Regions from separate parts of the Mus musculus genome. Here region 1 is linked to region 2. Evidence: chromatin loops called from intact Hi-C (ENCODE). Cell type or tissue: heart. All regions are shown on one strand. Links, peaks and the distances in the headings refer to the core of each region. The heading gives the core; the rest is flanking DNA. Region 1 has its middle 21 kb from the start of Gm24061. Region 2 overlaps Dlg3 (discs large MAGUK scaffold protein 3).

Region 1 (2,911 bases), core at 167-2,666, 340 kb after region 2:
AAAGAAAGAACATTAGGGCTGGAGAGATGGCTCAGAGGTTAAGACCATTTGTTGCTCTCACAAAGGGCCCAGATTTAATGCCCAGCACCCTCAGGGTGGCTCACAACTCTCTAAACCACTCCAATTCTAGGTTACCTAGTGCCTTCTTCTGACCTCCTAGAAGAGAACTCAGCATCTGAGGGCTATAAGAGAGACTTTCCAGCTTTGTAGTAATCTGCCTACTTGCTAGGAACATACATGGTATAGCTATATACATGCAGGAAAAACATTCATACACATAAAATAATAAAATAAATATTTTTAAAAAGTGTAAAACGAATATATTTCAAAATCAATTTCTCCCCCTCCCCCCACCTCTTCCTCTTCCAGGGTCTCATCACATAGCACTGGCTGGTCTGGAACTTGATATGCAAATCAGGCTGGCTTCAAACTCATGGAGATCTCCCTGCTTCTGTCTCTGCCTCCTGAGTGCTAAGAATAAAGGTGTGAGCTACCACGTCCAACAATAACTTTTTTCTTTAAAAAAATAAAAGACAGGAAAAAAACAGACAGCAAGATAGAGACTGTCTAAGATTATGTAACACATTTTTTTCAATGGGCAATACAGATTTACTGGTTGTTAAGTAGCTGTGAATAAGAACAGAGAACAGAGTAGTACCACTAGAATGTTGGAGATCAGAATTCATTGAACAAGGAGGAAAGAAAAAGGAAACTAACTGCAGACCTGTCTTCTGAGACTGTAGATTACAAAAGAAAAAACACAATTAAATTTAGCTAAAAAGAATTTAGTTGATTCAGGAAAAGCAAAATGATAGTAATTATTTATTTAATGGACTTAAAGATGCACATTTCTCTTTCTTTTAAAAAGATTTGAGTGTGTGGTGTGTGTGTGTATGTGTGTGTGTGTGTGTGTGTGTGTGTGTGTGTGTGTGTGTGTGTGTGTGTGTGCGCGCGCGCGCGCGCGCGCGCGCGCCTGAGGGCAGGTGCCCACAGAGGCCAGAAGCATCAACACCCCTGAAACTGGAGTTACAGATGTTTGTGAGCCTGCTGCCATGGGTGCTAGCCACCAAACTCAGAATCTCTGGAAGAGCAGCAGGTGCTCTTAACCACTGAGTCATCTCTCTAGCCTCTCTTCCATTTCCCCTGGTCCCTGCTTTTTCTTTTCTTTTCCTTTCTTTTCCTTTCCTTTCCTTTCCTTTCCTTTCCTTTCCTTTCCTTTCCTTTCCTTTCCTTTCCTTTCCTTTCCTTTCCTTTCCTTTCCTTTCCCTTTCTTTCTTTCTTTCTTTCTTTCTTTCTTTCTTTCTTTCTTTCTTTCTTTTTTGAGACAGTCTTATGTAGCTCAGATTGGCTGGCCTCAATCTCACAATGTAGCAGAGGATGACCTTGCACTTCTATCTTTCTGCCTTCTTATTCCAAATGCTGGGACTATAGGCATGTTCCACCACATCTGGCTTCTGAGGTTAGGTCAGCACTCTACCAACTGAATTCCATCCAAAGATGAACATTTGTTTGTGTTTTCTGGATTTTTCTGAAGCATCAGACAGTTCCTGGAATCTTAGCGTTTCTGCTGGTCAGGCAGCAGTTGTCATTGCCTGACACCTTCTGGCAAGATACAGAAAGCAACAGTATTAAAACAGCATGAATATGAGGCTACAAAAGAAAGCCATGAGACACTTGGGTTTATTTTTTTCTTTAATTTTCCCTAGAAATCATCCACTTCTTAACTGCAACACATGTTATACAGTGACAGAGTCCAATAGTAATCCAAGGTATCAGATTTCAAGTATAATGATACCGTATTAACACCTTAGCTAATTTATTTCATGTTACTGTTTTCTGTGATACACACAGAAATGACATGCCTCCGATGTCCGCTTCCAAGATGGGCATGGTAGCACTCACATCTGCACTCAAGAGGTACAGGCAAGAGGATTGCTGGGAGTCCAAACCCCTCCTACATGAGATCCTGACTCAAACAATAAAACTATCAACAACAAATATACACAGACATATATCCATTCCTAAGAGAGTCTTAATGAGCCGGGGGTGGTGGCGCACACCTTTAATCCCAGCACTTGAGAGGCAGAAGCAGGCGGATTTCTGAGTTCAAGGTCAGCCTGGTCTACAAAGTGAGTTCCAGGACAGCCAGGGCTACACAGAGAAACCCTGTCTCAAAAAACAAAACAAAACAAAACAAAAACAAAAAACAAAACAAAAGCAAAAAAAGAGTACTGGGTGTTTTTCCAAAGGATCTAGGACCAACATCGTAGCTCACAACCATCTGTAACTCTGGCCCCAGGAGTATGCCCTCTTCTGGCCTCCTTGTGTACTGAACTTGCATTTGATACATAGATATACACGCAGGCAAAACACCCATACACATAAAATAAATAAATATTAAAAAAGAAAATAAAAGAAAATCTTTGGGCCAACAAGGTAAGTAGGTAAAGGCACTACCATTCACTGTCAGTCTTGTGGCCTGACAGGAGAGAACCAATTCCATAAGCTGACTTCCATATACGTGCTGTGCCACAGCCACCCATACATGCACTGCATGAACACATACAGTAACAATAAATGTTTTAATTAAGAAAACCTTCAACACTTATAAAGTATAAATTCTAAATGGTAAAATTGTCTAGTGTGATCATTTAATTGACAGTAACTTGTTCTTGTGTAATAGTACTTTCTAGTTATTGCTTCAAATTAGATGAAATACCATAGACCACATCTTTCCTTGTTAAGAAATTATGTGTGGAGGTGTTTTGCCTGCCTGTTTGTCTGTGTACAATGAGCAGGCAGTGCTGGATGGAGGGCTCCTGAAGAAAGCATTGGAAGCCCCTGGGTTTGGAGTTACCAGAATCTAACCCAATTCCTCTGTGAGAGCAGCTAGTGCTCCCAACTGCTGAGT
Region 2 (2,911 bases), core at 272-2,771:
CCGTTCCCTGCGGCCTGGAGGGGATGCCAGGTAGGAAGCATCAACCCCAAGACTCGGAACTGCAAGAAAGGAAGAGGCTCACTTGAGACCTGGGCTTTCTCTCAGGAAAGATGCTTGTACCAAATGAAGATGGCAGGATGGGACAGTGTGCTGGGGAGTCGGGCTAGTTGTATGGATATCCATATGCAGATAATTTCCACTTACCGGGTGGCACTGTGTGTGTGTGTGTGTATATATATATATATGTATATATATATATATATATATATATATATATATATATATATATATATATATATATTCTCCTCTCTTAAGTTTAACCTATTTTGGGACCTGGGATTTCCTCATCCTCATCTATTTCTTCTTCCACACCACCATTGGTCAGTGGAGGCTGCCATGTTGGGGGAAGGTAGAAAGGGACATATAGTTGAGAGTAGCTTTTGGATGGTCAGGGAGATCAACCCAGGGTGACTCCACTGCCCTTACCAGGTTTCTCTTTCAGTCCAGGGCCTTTCACAGAGCTGACTAGAACAGAAGACTCAGGGAAGAAAATGAGGGAGTGGGCTGTGAAGTTTGGGCTCCAGAGTTCTGGATGACGTTTTTGTGGACCTGAGAGTGCTGAGGAATGCCCATTGGGAAATTGACTAGGAGACTTTACGAAGGAGGGACAAGGAACTGAAACTTGGCACCTGGCATAAAAGAGCAGCCAAGCAAGTTTCAGGAGTCAAAGGGGAAGCACAGGGCATCACATTAGAGAAGCCCTTTAGAGTCTTGACTTCCTACAGCAAGTATGGGTTCTGTGCCGGCCTGGTCCTCACAGCATCAACAGTTCCTATCATCCTTTCCTGACTGCCCACTCCACCTTTTCTTATCTTCTTTTATTTCTCTCCAGAGAGCCCCGCAAGATCATCCTGCACAAAGGTTCTACAGGCCTGGGCTTCAACATTGTAGGAGGAGAAGATGGAGAAGGCATTTTTGTTTCCTTCATCCTGGCGGGAGGCCCAGCAGACCTAAGTGGGGAGTTGCGAAGGGGAGACCGGATCTTATCGGTGAGACAAAGTCCGGGTGGGAGGATGGGTAAAAGGGAGGAGGGGAGTCCCTGTGTCCACCAAAAAGTGTTTCTTGGGACGGAGGGAAGGGCTGAGACCTGAAGAAAATGTAAATTGTTTTTATAAATATCTTTAGGGAAAAGAGAACAAGACTAGACTTATGCTGGAGGAAGAAATGAATGTCTTTAGATCTTAACTTTGATTGGCATTTGACTCCCACAAAAATAATTATTACCCCAGAGGTATTGTATCCTTTAGGCCTAATTTGTGGGGACAGGATGGAATTTGTGGAAGACCAATCCAAATAGGCTGAGAGATAGGCTGTACATCCTCTTTATAACTGCTATGGGGGCGGGGGGGACTCTCTCTCTCTCTCTTGCCTTTGAGGTAGCTCACAACTCCTCTCTTTGGACAGGTAAATGGAGTCAACCTGAGGAATGCTACCCACGAGCAAGCAGCGGCTGCTCTGAAACGGGCTGGCCAGTCAGTCACCATTGTGGCCCAGTATAGACCTGAAGGTAAGAGAAGGGAAGGTGGAGAAAGATGATGAGTTTCAACGTATGCTTAGCATTGACTTCTCCCACCGTCGGTAACAAAGCCATTTGACCAGGTTCGCGATATTCTGGTGCAGTAACCTCTTATTTCCTTTTCCCTCTAGACAGTGTGGTAGCTATGGTGGTTTGGGAGCATCAATCTAAGCAGTGCTAAGATCTTGCAGATGAGGAATGCAGTACTGCAGGAAGCCTGTAGTGGGCAGCAGCCCACGAGAAACACCACTAAGAGATTTTAGGGCAAATGGGAAAGACAGAGGGGGGAATTTAGGGCTCTGAGGCGGTCGTTGGGAATAGTGTGCCCTGGGAAAGAGTAACTCAGTTAGAAGAACTTCAGAGAGTAAGAAATCCGATTTCCTAAGAGATCATGGAGGTCCCACTTATTTCCCTTCATCAAAATAAGGTGATACTGAGCCCTTGGGATGGGGGATTCAGGAATAGAATCACACCCATATGGAGATCTTTGTATTCTCAGCTAGTAGGCCCTCCGCAGGGGCGAGTGGGCGGAGCCGGTTATGCAAACAAAGGTGTTTGATTGGCTCGGGCCAGCGGAGGCCCAGGTGAGGAGGTGAACTGTACGAAGGCGCGCCCCAGCCTGCCAGCCAGCTGGACAACCATTGGTGCGCCGAGCGCGGCCTCCAGCCGTACGCCCCGCCCTCTGACCCAGGCGGAGGGCGACGGGCGCCCCTCCTCCCCTCTCGCCTCTGGCGTCTCCTCCTCTATCCCCTCCCCCTCCTCCCCTTCTCCCCTCCTCCCGCGCGCCCCGCTTTGTGTCCGTGGTCTCCCGCGCGGGACAGAGGGACCGGCCGGAGCCGGCGCTTTCTCGACAACTAGACCTGGACTCCGACTGAGCGCCAGGTGAGGTGGGACGGACGGGGGCCAGGCCCCCTCGCAGTCCCCCCAGTCTCTCCACTGTTCTGTTCTCAGCCTCTTTTCCAACATTCCGCCCCATCTCTGTCCTCTTCCCTAAAACCTGCGCTGTACACCCCGAGGCCCCTTCTCCGCCACCTTGGCTTCCTCGACTGCTCTGCAAGGGGCTCTGCGCCCTCTGAACCTCGTCTAGCTTTTACCTCCGTGCCATCACTTCTTCTCACCCATCAACTGTTGCCCCTTTTCGTCCTAAAGCCTCAGTGCAGCCCACAGCCTCCTTCCTGCTGAGTCCCCAGCTGCCCTCGATCCCTCAGAGGAATTTTAAATCTCCCCCCCCCCCCATGCTCGTTTCTCTCCCTAACCCTAGGAACTCCAGCAACTAGTTTAGGATTTTTGTGTCCCCGGTCTTCTCAAGGCTTTCATTCTTTACCAGACATCTTT

Evidence for each region. Peaks named below come from ENCODE experiments on the same cell type or tissue, not always from the same donor. Only the 100,000 strongest peaks of a DNase experiment are listed, where the experiment ranks them.
Region 1: it touches region 2 in a loop (4-fold over the local background); 5 of 42 quality-filtered maps call a loop at or near these places.

The regions. Positions count from the first base shown.
Region 1 is chrX:101,119,157-101,122,067 of GRCm38, forward strand. It overlaps a transcript of Snx12 not described here. Among named protein-coding and RNA genes, the nearest start is that of Gm24061, 21 kb to the right of the region's middle. In heart, for the core only: CTCF peaks have their summits at 1,607 (motif pointing left) and 2,330 (motif pointing left); no DNase peak of the experiment used is centred there.
Region 2 is chrX:100,774,915-100,777,825 of GRCm38, forward strand. Dlg3 (discs large MAGUK scaffold protein 3) reads left to right here. Exons shown (of 21, transcript NM_016747.4): 9 at 893-1,049; 10 at 1,465-1,567. Among named protein-coding and RNA genes, the nearest start is that of Dlg3, 8.6 kb to the left of the region's middle. In heart, for the core only: a CTCF peak has its summit at 1,794; a DNase peak (open chromatin) is centred at 2,217; H3K4me3 peaks cover 1,120 bases; H3K27ac peaks cover 769 bases.